2 separate regions of the Mus musculus genome follow, and region 2 is linked to region 1. The links are chromatin contacts, found by Hi-C in ENCODE. All regions are on one chromosome and are shown on one strand. The core of a region is the stretch at or near the end of the contact, and the rest is flanking DNA. Distances in the headings are between cores, read along the strand shown.

What was found. Hi-C counts contacts between places; a loop is a spot of excess contacts on that map.
Region 2: a loop to region 1 is called in a map of v-Abl transformed pro-B cells, with 3 times the contacts of the local background. The contact joins the promoter of 4931406H21Rik here to the enhancer-like site in region 1. A Hi-C loop is called at or near these places in 2 of 37 maps with a recorded cell type or tissue (T-helper 17 cell and v-Abl transformed pro-B cells).

What each region holds. Positions count from the first base shown.
Region 1 is chr14:24,770,087-24,776,096 of GRCm38, forward strand. Gm31775 (a long non-coding RNA gene) reads left to right here. Exons shown (of 3, transcript XR_874414.2): 3 at 2,444-2,623. Among named protein-coding and RNA genes, the nearest start is that of Gm31838, 8.0 kb to the right of the region's middle. Within about 2 kb of position 2,290, at least 2 of the 3 ENCODE cell types and tissues checked have a DNase peak (open chromatin) inside an H3K27ac peak, as active enhancers do.
Region 2 is chr14:25,583,178-25,589,187 of GRCm38, forward strand. It overlaps 4931406H21Rik (RIKEN cDNA 4931406H21 gene), which reads left to right and starts at 3,627. Exons shown (of 1, transcript NR_033492.1): 1 at 3,627-6,010. The region is part of intron 6 of Zmiz1 (zinc finger, MIZ-type containing 1); the gene reads left to right. It overlaps Gm32497 (a long non-coding RNA gene), which reads right to left. Exons shown (of 4, transcript XR_003951081.1): 4 at 1-6,010. RefSeq lists an enhancer at 1,985-5,279.

The DNA.
Region 1 (6,010 bases), core at 1,040-3,539:
AGCCTGATGCACAGGGCTAGCTGGGAAGACACAACTCAGACAGTGACAGCGACAATATTAGGAGCGAAAGAGATCAATTAAGCCCATCGAGCTGATTTGTGAAGCTGATTAAATTAGGAGCCTCCCTGGGGGCGGCTTCCCTCTCAGGTTGACAGGCCAGCTGCTTGCTGCCGGGCTGGGGGTGCTCACCAGCCCCCCAGAGAGCACTGGGGCCACTTTACTCTGCTTGATGTATGGAGAGGGGATAAAGAGAAGCCACATTTAGACTGCTCAGGGAGCTTAGGACTTGGCCCTCCCCTTGAGCTTCACATGGGATCCCTTGGAGGACCTGGGGAAAGGAGGAAGGGGCCTAGCCTGGCTTACAATAAGATACTGGCCTTCTGAGAGGCATCGTAGCCTGTTTAGGGACCCCAGGTTTGGAGGTTCGGATGAGGGTGAAGTGGAAAGGGCGACTCAGGACTTTTGGCTTCTGCATTCCGTCCCCACTTGGGGCTTCCTGGTTGGTTTATTTCTCCAGTTTTTCCAGGCTCAAGGCTCTGGTTCTCCCTCCCCACCCCCACCCCCCACCCCCATTGACTGGATATAATCAGATTATCTCTCTAGTAACCTGACCCCTCTGCCTGGCCTCAGGTCTCCCTTTCAAGGACTGTCCCCAGGGCAGTTTGGCAAGAATATCCTTGTATTTCAGAATGTACCCCCCCTCCTGGCCCCTGGGTGGGGGGCTGGGAAGTGGGTTTGGACAAAGGTCCTGTGTGTGCATAGGGACAATGGATGGGGGAGGTTACAGAAATGAGGTCACAGGCTTCTCCAGAGCATGAAGACTGGGGAAGGGGGATGTTTTGAATGCAAGCTGAAGAAATTGACCATCGTCATCCTCCTACCCTTAGTGACAGCAGAAGTTGTGATACCCTGAAATATCGGGTAGCCATTGTGTGCTGTATTTCCAGATGGATGGCAGGTCCAGAGAGCCCTGGATGCCTGGAGAGGAGCACTCAAGGCATAGAATGATGGAGGGCTTCCTAGCAGAGGTGGCCTGAGGCTGGGAGACAAAGACTAAAGCCCATGAGGGGAACAGAGTATTTCAAGGAGCCTGAGGATCCCTTTAGTGAGTGGCCAGAGAGGAGGCTGGTGGGAGAGCATCTGGCCCACCCCAGAGCCTGGCTTCTCCTCAACCAACCTTCTTTCTCTGCACAAGTCATGCTAGAACACAATCAATTGAAAAAAATACCCACGTAAGCCAAAAGATGCTCAGGGCTGTGTGTCCCCAAGTGGTAGCAGCAGGATTTGCACCCAGGTCTTTGGGGGCTTTGGGAACCTCAGTTCTTTTCTGGGCTTACACCCAAACTTCAGCTGGGAGTGTGTGAAAGACCTTTGGAGACTCACAGGTCTCAAGAGGCAGGACAAGGTGAGGGTAAGAGTGTTGGAAAGTAAGATAGGCAGGAAGTCAGATGGGCAGATGGGCGGTGGGATTCACTCGGCCAACTGAATCTGCCTCCTTTCAGCTTACCTTCTTCCTCTCTAAACCAGGCATATGGAAGTATCCATATCCTGGAGCTATTGTGAGGATTAAATACAAATAGCTTACAATAGTGCCTGCTGCTGTGAATCTTAGCCATTGTGGTCCAGGATAGAGTCTGGAATGTAGTGGGCTCAGGTCTTGAGAGAGCACTCCACAGAAATAGCAAGACATATCATCCACGCCCTTCCCATGTTGGTGAATCTGCTCTTGAGTTGGCAGAACACTCCATGTTCTGCAGAAAGTGACTCATGCCCACCTCTGAATGGAAGAGTCCCTCAGCCTCCTCCTCCAACATACTCAGAAGCTGAGCTGCTTAGAGACTCTAAGGGAGCAAGTGAGCAGCAGGGTCCTACCAGGCTCCTGAGTGCTAGCTCAGGGTCTCTTGGCTCTGAAACAGGTACTTTCTTTCTTGCAGACAAACAAAAGCCTCATAGAGCAAGCAGTGTTTGGGCACTCTTATTTGCAATTGCTAATGAGAATCAGGGCTGTTCTCCCTCCAAAGCCTCAGTCTCTTTTTTAATGTTTCTAGAAACATGGGATGATCTTCCTGCCACGCTGATGAAATATTAGCCATTATTTCTCTGTTAGTTCCCACTGGGAGTCAGTTCCTGACAAGGGGCGCCCAGAGCTCCGGAAGCTGGAGAAAGCCTTGTGTGATTTGTGTGAACCTTGCTAACATCTCTGCTCTAAGCAGAGGGCTACACCCAACAGAAAATGGCTTCATCTTCTCTTTCCACACCTGGCTTGCTGCCCAGCTGAGCTTTCTCCACTCAGGGAAGTGAAACAAAGAGCCTCCACTGTGGTCTTAGCGCCTCACCCCTGCTGCACAGGTCACAGGTCTGAGGGTACTTTTTCCATGAGCAATGGCCACTTCTCTCCTGGAAGCCTACTTCTTAGCCTAATCTAAGGTTGTCATTTCCCTAGATTGTTCCATGGACATCTTAACTGGCCTCACCACTTCCACCCTCCGCTGTGGGCACAGAAGATATCTTTAGGATTCCTCTTTAAGGAGCATGTGTCCCTTTCCCTGTCTGTGGGTTCAAATCCAAGGTCAACTGATTCTGGAGCAAACATACTTGGAATAAACGTCAGATCTACTCTGGACATGGGTTGTCTTTTTTGTCCTCACTGTTTCTGGAAAAAACACAGTGTCGTAGCTCTTCCCACAGCACTGAGCACTGAGGCATCTGACTCTGTGTGCCAAGGAAGGTTTGACAGGCTATATGCGAACACTGCAGCACTTTAAACAGTTGCCTGAACTCTGCCAAGCTTTGTATCCAGTCGGGACCCAGAGAGGACCCAGAGCATCATGGATAACAAAAGAAAACAAGTACCACTTTGCAGTTTCTGTGAAACTGGGAATTAAATCTATGTTAGGCAAATGATCTACCACTGAGCTATATTCTCAGCTATTTTTAAGGTTCTTTGGTTTTTGTTCAGGGTCTCGTGTAGACTAGGGTCACTTCAAATTTACTATGGAAGAGAGGATGAGTCTGTAAACTTCTGATCCTCCTGCCTCTATTTCCTGAGAAATGGGATTACCAGAATACCACTACATCCAGTTTCATGTGGTACTGGAGACAGAACCTACGGATCCCTGTACGCTAGATATCATAGTTAAGGTTTCTCTTGCTGCAACAAAGCAACATGGCCAAAAGTCAAGTTGGAGAGAAAAGGATTGATTTGGCTGGCACTTCCACATTGCTGTGCATCACTGAAGGAACTGAAATGGCATGATCTGGAGGCAGAGGCTGATGCAGAGGCCATGAAGAAATGCTGCCTACTGGCTTGCTTCCCAAGGTTTGCCCAACCTGCTTTCTTATAAAACTCAGGGCTACCCCCCTCAATCGGTCACTAATTGAGAAAATGCCTTATAGCTGCATCTTATGGAGACATTTCCTCAACGGAGGCTCCTTCCTCTTTGATGGCTCTAACTTATGTCAAGTTGACACACAAAACCAGCCAGTACACTGGGCAAGCACTCATTCAAGTCACATCCCCAGCCCAAGATGTTCCTTTTGAAATTTAAAATACAGAGCTACTGAGGTGGCTCAGGGAGGTATAGATGCCTGTCATCGAGGCGGATAACCTGAGTTTGATCCTCAGAACCCATGTGATGCAGTGACACAGCCAATTTGACAAGTCCTCTGACCTCCACATACATGTCATGGAGTGTGACCCCCCCCCCAACTTTTCTTCTCACAGTCCTTACTTCTCACGAGAATGACTGTTCCTCAGAATTCTTTCATGACCACCCCTGTCTCTCCATGAACCCCAGAAGATAAGTTGGACTCTCAGGCCACTTGAGACTTCTCCACAGCAGCATGCACGCTTGTAATCACTGGCTCATCTGTTGGCCGTGGTTTGTGTTCTGACCTGCAGGGTAGTGAGAATGGGCTTTGCTTTCCCCAGCCTCCTGGGTGCTTAGCATAGCTGGGGTGCTCAGCATATGCCTGGATGATGACTCGGGACCAAACAGGAAGGGAGGCACCCAAGGAAGGGACCTTTGAGAAGCCACTCCTGTGAGTATATCCTTACAACAACCTTGTGAATAGGAATAGCATATCTCCAAGTCATTCCAGAGCTTGAAGCGTCCAGGTGGTAGCTCACATCGAGTAGAGACTCTCCATCAACTGTCCCCCTTCCTGCCTCCCTGCCATGCATTCTCCTTGTTGCAATAGGTAGCTGGAAAGTTGTTGGGGGCTGCAGTTTTTCTTTCGCTGGTGTTTCTTTGGAGTTCATATCTGGACTCTTGTGTTGGCTAGTTTTTATGTCAAATTGATACAAACTGGAGTCATCTGGGAAGAAGAAATCTTAACCTAGAAAATACCTCTATATTATAGATCCTATACAGTCTATAAGATCAGCCTATAGGCAAGACTGTAAGCCATTTCCATGACCGATAAGGTATAGGAAAGCAGGCTGAGCAAGCCATGTTGAGCAAGCCAGTAAATAGCATTCATCCATGGCCTCTTGCCTCCAGGTTCCTGCCTGGAGTTCCTGCCCCAACTCCCCGCAGTAATAGGGAGTCCTGGGAGTCCTTTCTCCTCAGCTTGCTTTGGTTTTTCTTACCACCAGAACAGAAACCCTAAGACAGCTCCTCTCATGAAGCAAAATGAATCATGTGACCAGAAAGATTTGTATGGATTTATTCTGTTCTGTTCCGGCATAATCAACATGTAGACTGTGCACTTTATAAAGAACAGAAGGTTATTTCACTCATGGGCATGCTGAGGACAGGAGGCAGGCTTCTGATCTACATCTGGCCAGAGCTTCCTGATGTATCCAAACATGGTAGAGGGCATCACATGGCCAGACAGAACCTGTTGCTAGCTAGAGTATCTCTCTCCCCTTCCTAGGATCACACTAATGCCATCGTGGGGGCCCTTCCTTGGTGACCTGGCTAGTTCTTATTATCTCCCAAAGACCCCATCTCCCACCAGCACACAGGACTTAGTTCTACATATGCACTTTGGGGAGGCATATTTAAACCATTCCAATATAGCAATAGTGTGGGCTGGCAGAGGAAGGACTCAGGGCTCTTCTCCCCCCACCATGATTCCTTTTTTTTTTTTTTTTTTTTTTTTTTTTTTTTTTTTAATTGCTAACAAGCCTCTCCCAGAGACCAGATAAGCTGTATGAAAATGCCCAGGAGAAAATAATAAAAATGTTCCACCCTCTATCTGCATATTTTCCAGCTCTGGGTCTTATGTCTGCCTTCTCAGAAGCACCCAAGCGGCAGACAAGCCTTAATGATGATTTCAAATATCTGTTGCTTCTGATGGTACGTGGGTGGTTCATTCAACAGGCATCTTTCTGTAGGATAGAATATGATATGAGCATCAAAAACAGTGATGGGTTAGAAAAGGTTGCTCATCCTGTGCTATATGAAAAGACAAAAACATTTAAAATTTAGTATATTTGTGAAAACTATAGATCTGCACACATGCACATGTGACAACGCCTAGAAAATGGACACACAATACTATCACTGTTTTCAGTGATGGGAGACAAAGTGATTTAAAAACTACTGTTCTATCTATTGTTTTATATGAATTGTTTTTAACAAAGGTTCTTTCAATGGGCACCACCTTTTAAAAGAAAAGCTAAAGAGAAGGATTTGATTCTCCTGCAAATTCAGAAAGCACAACTATTCCCTGATGGTCACCACTCTTCTCCTAAGTGGTCCCTGGCTTCTATGGCAGAGGATACTGGCAGGCCATTAACACTGGGAAGTGTGCAGAGCGGCCACTCTGACGAGGAAATCCATCAGAGCACCTGTGCTCGGGATCCTTGACCTTGGAGCCCTGGGGAGGGCTGAGGCCAACAGACAACAGGCCTTGGTTGTGTCTCCCTATAGCACTTGCCAAACATCTCAACATTCAGTTTTCCTTGTTGCCTTCCATTCTTTGTATCTGTTCCGTAAGGCTCCCGGGCCTTCTGGTGATATGGACAGCCTGGAGTTCTTAGTCTTTCCAGACAGTCCCATTC
Region 2 (6,010 bases), core at 2,377-4,876, 810 kb after region 1:
AAGCAACGTGGAGAGTAAAGGATTTATTTCCATCTACAGATAACCCTATTCCATCAGGAAGGAAAGTCAGGGCTGACTCAAGGCAGAAACCTGGAGGCAGGAACTGAAGCAAAGACCATGGAGTAATGCTGCTTATTGGCTTGCTTCTCGTGGCTTGCTCAGTTGGTTTATTTATGCAATCCAGGACCACCTGCCTGGGGTTGGCACCACCCACAGTGACCTGGGCCCTCCCACATCAATCATTAGTCAGGAAAATGTCCCGCAGACTTGCCAGAGGCCAATCTGATGGAGGCATAGTCTCAAGTGCAGTTCTGTCTTCTCAGATGACCCCACCTATGTCAAGCTGATAGAAAACTAACCAGGACACCTAGCATCTATGAGACCCTGGGTTCCATACGGATATAGATAGATGGGTAGATAGGTAGGTGGGTGGATGGATGGATGAATAGGTGGATGGATGGATGGATGGATGATGGATAGATGGGTAGATAGATAGGTAGATAATAGGCAAAGTCAAGAAAGATCATGTAGGCAAAGAGAGACAAGGCCAATGGGAGAATGGGCATTCTGGAAGCCAGAAGTAGTCCTTGGTACAGGGGGAAGCCTCATGCCCTGTGAAACCTGACCTCTGGGTCTTTTAAACCCCTCTCCCAATGGCTCATACAATAGTCTCTAAAGCACAGTAAACCTCAGCTTTGTGAGGCACAGAATATTATCTACATTTACGGATGAGGCCACTGAAGTTCAGAAAAGTCTTGGGGGTTGTCTGCGGTCACACAGCTAACAAACGATCCAGCTGGAACCGGGACTGCAGCCTCCTCTGAGGGCTTTGCCTGCTCCATCTCAGCTGACTCCTGTCTAGGATCCAAGCATCCTCTCGCTTGGCACGGCAGCAGGATGCTGCACTTTCCAAGAGCCATTTTCAGCATTCTGATTCTGACACTCAGGTTTGTTCTCCCTGTCTGCGTCACAGCTGGGCAAGGTCACAGTTCACAGCACCCCTTCCCGTGCTGGGCCTAAGGCAAAGTGTCGTCCGTTTGTTCCTTTGTCCATGTAACTCCTTTGTCAGCTGGTAAGCCAGCATGCCTGTGCCTTGGCAGAAGTGGAATGTCCCCTTGTTAGGAGGCAGACCTGTCAGACCCCTCAGACCCAACAGTCCTGACTCGCCAGCTTCCCTAGGTGTGTAAGGGCATCCCTGCTTGATAGGCTGCAGGCTCTCAGCTGGTTTCTTTCAAGGGATGAGGGGCTTGCTGGGCCCAAGGTTGATCTCTCAGCCACCTTGCCTGGCTCAGACCTGTGGTTGGAGGCTTGCAGCCCTGGTGCACAGATGCCTCTGGGAACTCAGAGGGCTGGCTCTCTCAATGTGGGCCAGGAAAGATGCCCAGGTGGTACTTGACATGGTGGACACCAGCACATGCCACTTTCCAGCCGTCGTTCTCCGTGTGTCTGTCTGCAACACATCTCCTGACCCCTCCTTTCCGCCCAAAATGCACATCACTCCCCCTTAGCTCTGTGGATAAGTGGGTCCATGACCAGATGTAACCTGCCCTTCTGGTGCACATGGCTTTCCTAAGTCTCCCAAGAGGCCTTGGTCCTGGCACTCTGTGCTCAGAGACTATGGCACCCCAGCTGCTCCCCCCCCCCCCCCCCGTCTGCCCCATTTGCCTAGGCTCCACTTTGTCTAGTTGCCTGTGCAGTGTTGCTGTCCTTCCTCCCTGAGGGCCTCTGCTGACTGTCCCTTCCTCATTATTCTTGGCCATATCTATCTTCCTTGACTTTCTGTGACTTTCCGAGTTTCCTTGCTCTCAGACTTTAACCCCACACTGGGTACATGTGGCTCTACATGTGTATGGCTGTGCATGCATGTGTGTCTTTATGTGAAGTATGTGCGTCTCGTGGCTGTGGATCGTGCCTGTGTGCATTGTGAGTGTCGAGTGCTATAAGTATCGTGCATGTGTGCATTGTGAGTGTGGAGTGCTATAAGTGTGTTCAAGGCCATCTCCCTGTGTATTCATGCCTGGTATTTCTGGCTGTGTGGGTATGTACATGGTCTGTGTGTGGCTGTATGTCATGCATGTGTACATTGTATTATGTGTGTATTTATGTACATATGTATGTAATGTGTATATGTATGTATATATGTGTGTTTGCATGATCATATATGTTCATGCCTGGTATGTCTGACTGTATGGGTATGTGTGTACAAGGTCTGCATCTCTGTGTGTGTGGCTGTATGTCATGCACATGCACATGTCTGTCTGTCTGTTTGCATACTCGTGTATGCTCATGCCTGGTATGTCTGACTGTTGAGTATGAACACATGTACCTGAGGAGTCCTGTGATGGTGGAGGGGTTTCAGTGCACAGAGACCTATAGGTGTTCACAGATGTGTGTGGGTTCTGGGGGTGGTGTATGACTGTTACGGAATGGCTGAGCAGTGTGTGCACGCGCAACTAGCTGCATCTATGGGCGCCTCTCCCACCCTTCTGCCTTCTGTCTCGCCTGTCAGGAGGCCAGGCTGGGGCCTGAGAAGGCCCTGCAATGAGATCATGTTGTGAGGGGAGATGCTTTGTCAAGAATGCTACCAAAGAGTTGGGCTGTGTGCGTGGTTGTGGCAGTGAGCAGGGTGGTGACGGTGAGCAGGCTCAGGCCTGGGGGCAGCACTGTATGGCACGAAAATGAGAGAGACAGAGACGGAATGCAGAGCTGAGCACAGCCCAGACACTACAGCAAGCCGCCCAGGCAGCCGCCTCCACGTGGGGCCCTCTGATGCCCAGCCCCCAACTCTTTGTTCTGCTGCAGCCTTTAGCCTCTGCGCGCACGGGAGCAGGAGCACGCATGCGCACATGCACTTGCATCCTCATCTTGAGGCTCCTGAGGGGCCGGCTGCACCCTCCCACACCCCCCACCCCTTCCTAGATAGAAGGTCACCTGCCCAGCCCCCAGCACCTGACACATCCCAGGCTCTCCTCCAAGGCTGTAGCAATGCCCATCAGCCCCCTCCACCACCGCATGCCAGCCCAGAGTAACTTGGCAGGCTGTACTGTAATGTCAGCCTCTTGGGCGCTCACTCAGTGGTTCAGCCTTCTGTTCAGCCTACATGGGAGCGAGAAACCAGGCAGTCGCCATGTCCGAGGGTCCCCAAGAGTTGCCTGCATGCCTCCGCTGGTGTCTATGCTTGAATAGATCTATGTAGCCTCAGCTGACCCTCTGAGCAGCCAGCACATGTTGAAATAGCAGAATAGAGAATGTCAGAGCCCAGAAGGTAAGCAGCCCAGGGACCAAAGGAAAGGAAGATGCGCCCCAAGCTATCCATAATGGGGCTGGGGCACAGGTGGGGGTGCCAGCTGCTTTTTTTTTTTTTTTTGTCTTCTTTTTTCTCCCTGGCATAGCCAATGCTTGGATGCTTGGGTGGTTTAAAGGGACTATTGGTAGAATAGGCACCCAGCTACTGTGGGAGGCATCAAGAATACCCAGGCCATCCTGACAGGCACCAGCAAGCTTTTGGAGAAGGGACCACAGGAGGCAGAGGAATGATTCAAGTGGGGACAGGCAGAGGGTGTTTGCCAATCTTAACACAGCCAGGCTGCCCAGAGCTGGCTGTGGACGTGGGACTGCTGTGTGGTTTTAGGACATGCCTGTTAGTTATGTGCACTTACTTGCTCTTCGTGGAGTAGCACCATCACGCAGATGTTCTGCATCCTTTGAATGGAAACCTTGGGTCTGCATCCCCAAGATGGGTAAAGTCTACTGGGTTCTCTGACCTCTGACCTCTGTTCTAAGCACACCTTCCAGTACAGCAGCCCAGGTCCCAGAACGGGAGTGGAAATAATGTCGCTTGCTGGCTTTAAGTCCCCAGATGCATGCCTGCTCTGTTTCCCTAATGAGTCATGTGCCTGTCAGATGTCAGCTGGTCTTAGTGGAGACACTGAGACATGCCTTGCCTCTCTCTGCCTGTGATCTGTGGAAGAGGCTCTTAAGAGATACTGGGTCTCACTCTAGAGCTCTCAGTTCAGGGATAGGGGCTGGAATGGGGCCTTCTACGGCACTAGTGTGGCAGCCCCGTAGTTAATTTGTCGTGGGGCTGGGATGGGACAAAGGCACCCAAAACCAGTCAGGTCATTTCAACTTCTACCAGCCAGGGCTCTTTACACCAGGGAAGGCCGGTCATATACCAGTGTCCCATTGCTGTGGAAACAAGATTTTTTTTTGCACTCACCGAGCTGCATGGTGACTCTGAGACACCTCCGTGGTGGACAGCACTTCTGGTCTCTCATAGTGTCGTGGCTGCTATCTCTACCTTCACCCTCCCCCATAGCCTTTCTCCACCCTCTCTGCCTCTGCCCACCCCAACAGAGCATTCAGCTGCCTTCCCTTCAGCATGGAGGACAAATAGCCCCATTCAGGGGCACCCGCCAGAGCTGTCTCTCTAAGACAAAGCTGTGTGCAGCTCCCCGTGAAAAACGGCTCTTGGCTGCCCAGCGAGCAGGCAGGATTGGTGGGTGCAGATTGCAGGGGATTTGTTAGTGGCTGCCAGTTCCCCCAGAGATAGCAGGAAGGCAAGGCCTTGTCCTTGAAACACCAGCCTGCCTGGCAGGCTGGGGCACCTTCTCAAGGCCAGGGACAGACTTCCTCCTGGACACCATCCCCACCCCCACCCCCATGTGAACTCTGCAGAGCTGGGCTGTGGGGGAGGGCTTGGCTTCCTTCCTTCTGCCGGGCCTTCGCCCCTCCCAGGCCAGATCCCATGGAAATGGCTCTGGATTTTACTGCCAGCCTGTGGGAACTGACTAACCATCAGATATGTGTTGTGGCCAAAACCTGTGTTCTCTGTGCCATGGGAGAGGTCACTGGGGCTCTGTTGTTAGCACACCCATTTACAGAGGAGGAAATCGAGGCTCTGAGAGGGACAGACAGACTCCAGCCCTATAGTTCTCAGTGCTAGTGACAGAATTTGCTTGAAAGCGAGTCCAGTTTGGGCCCCAGGAAGCTATCCCTCCTCCTGAGTGACCCAGGAAGACTGGGGCAATGACCCTGGTTCCCCCAACTCCCATCTCGCTGAGGGCTGTGCCATGGGCTCCTGTAACCTTGCTCTGCTCTTCAACAAAGAGGACCAGTGGGAGGAAACTTGTGGGCCCAGCATTCCCAGGCTAAGGAACTGGGGGGAGGGCAGTTGGATGATCCCCAGGGTATTAAAACCTCACTTTGGAGAAGAGGCAGAGCTGTGTTAGAAAGCAGGCAGATGTGGGAAGAGCATTGCACTCAGGGAAAGGGCTGAGTTTCTCCATGGCCACAGTGGCCACTAAAAACAAGGGCCATGTGGGAATGCCTGGGATGTCGTCAGGTTAACCTTTTAAAAACACCAACCAGCTTACCAAGGAAGAGCATACCGAATGGCCGTCCAACACTAAGTGGTCAGCCCTCAAAACATCTGTATAAGTAGCACTATATAGACTGAGCAGATTGTTTTTATTTATTTAGGAATGTGTGTGTGAGAGAGTGAGAGAGAGAGACAGAGACAGAGGTAGCAGAGACAGGGAGAAAGCATGTAAGTGTGTGTGTATGCGTGTGTGTGAAAGAGAGAGAGAGTTAGTTAGTTAGTTAGTTAGTTAGTTAGTTAGTTAGTTTTAGAGTTGTCAGGTACAGAAGCTGCCCTTGAGTACACTAGGCACAGAAAATAAGCACTGTCCCAAAATATTGACTTACAAGATCTATCAACTACAAAGGAGGTGGGTGTGTTCCCACCCTTCCCTCTATTCCTTCGGAGCTCATTGGAGTTGTTAGGGGTGTTCAGAACAGAAGCAACTCCTAGGCGGCTCAGCTGTTTCTCTATACAGGCAGCTTGCAATAGTGCCCCAAGAGCCAGAGGGGACAGGCCTCTTCTTGTCAGAAGGCCATTCTTCCTGCCTCTCACAGAATTAGCTCATCTCTCCCCGCCCTACGAGAGAGACTTGTGCAAGGCCAGGGCTGCCTGGGGCTCAGCCAGGTGTCTACTTTCTAAGCCCATCCA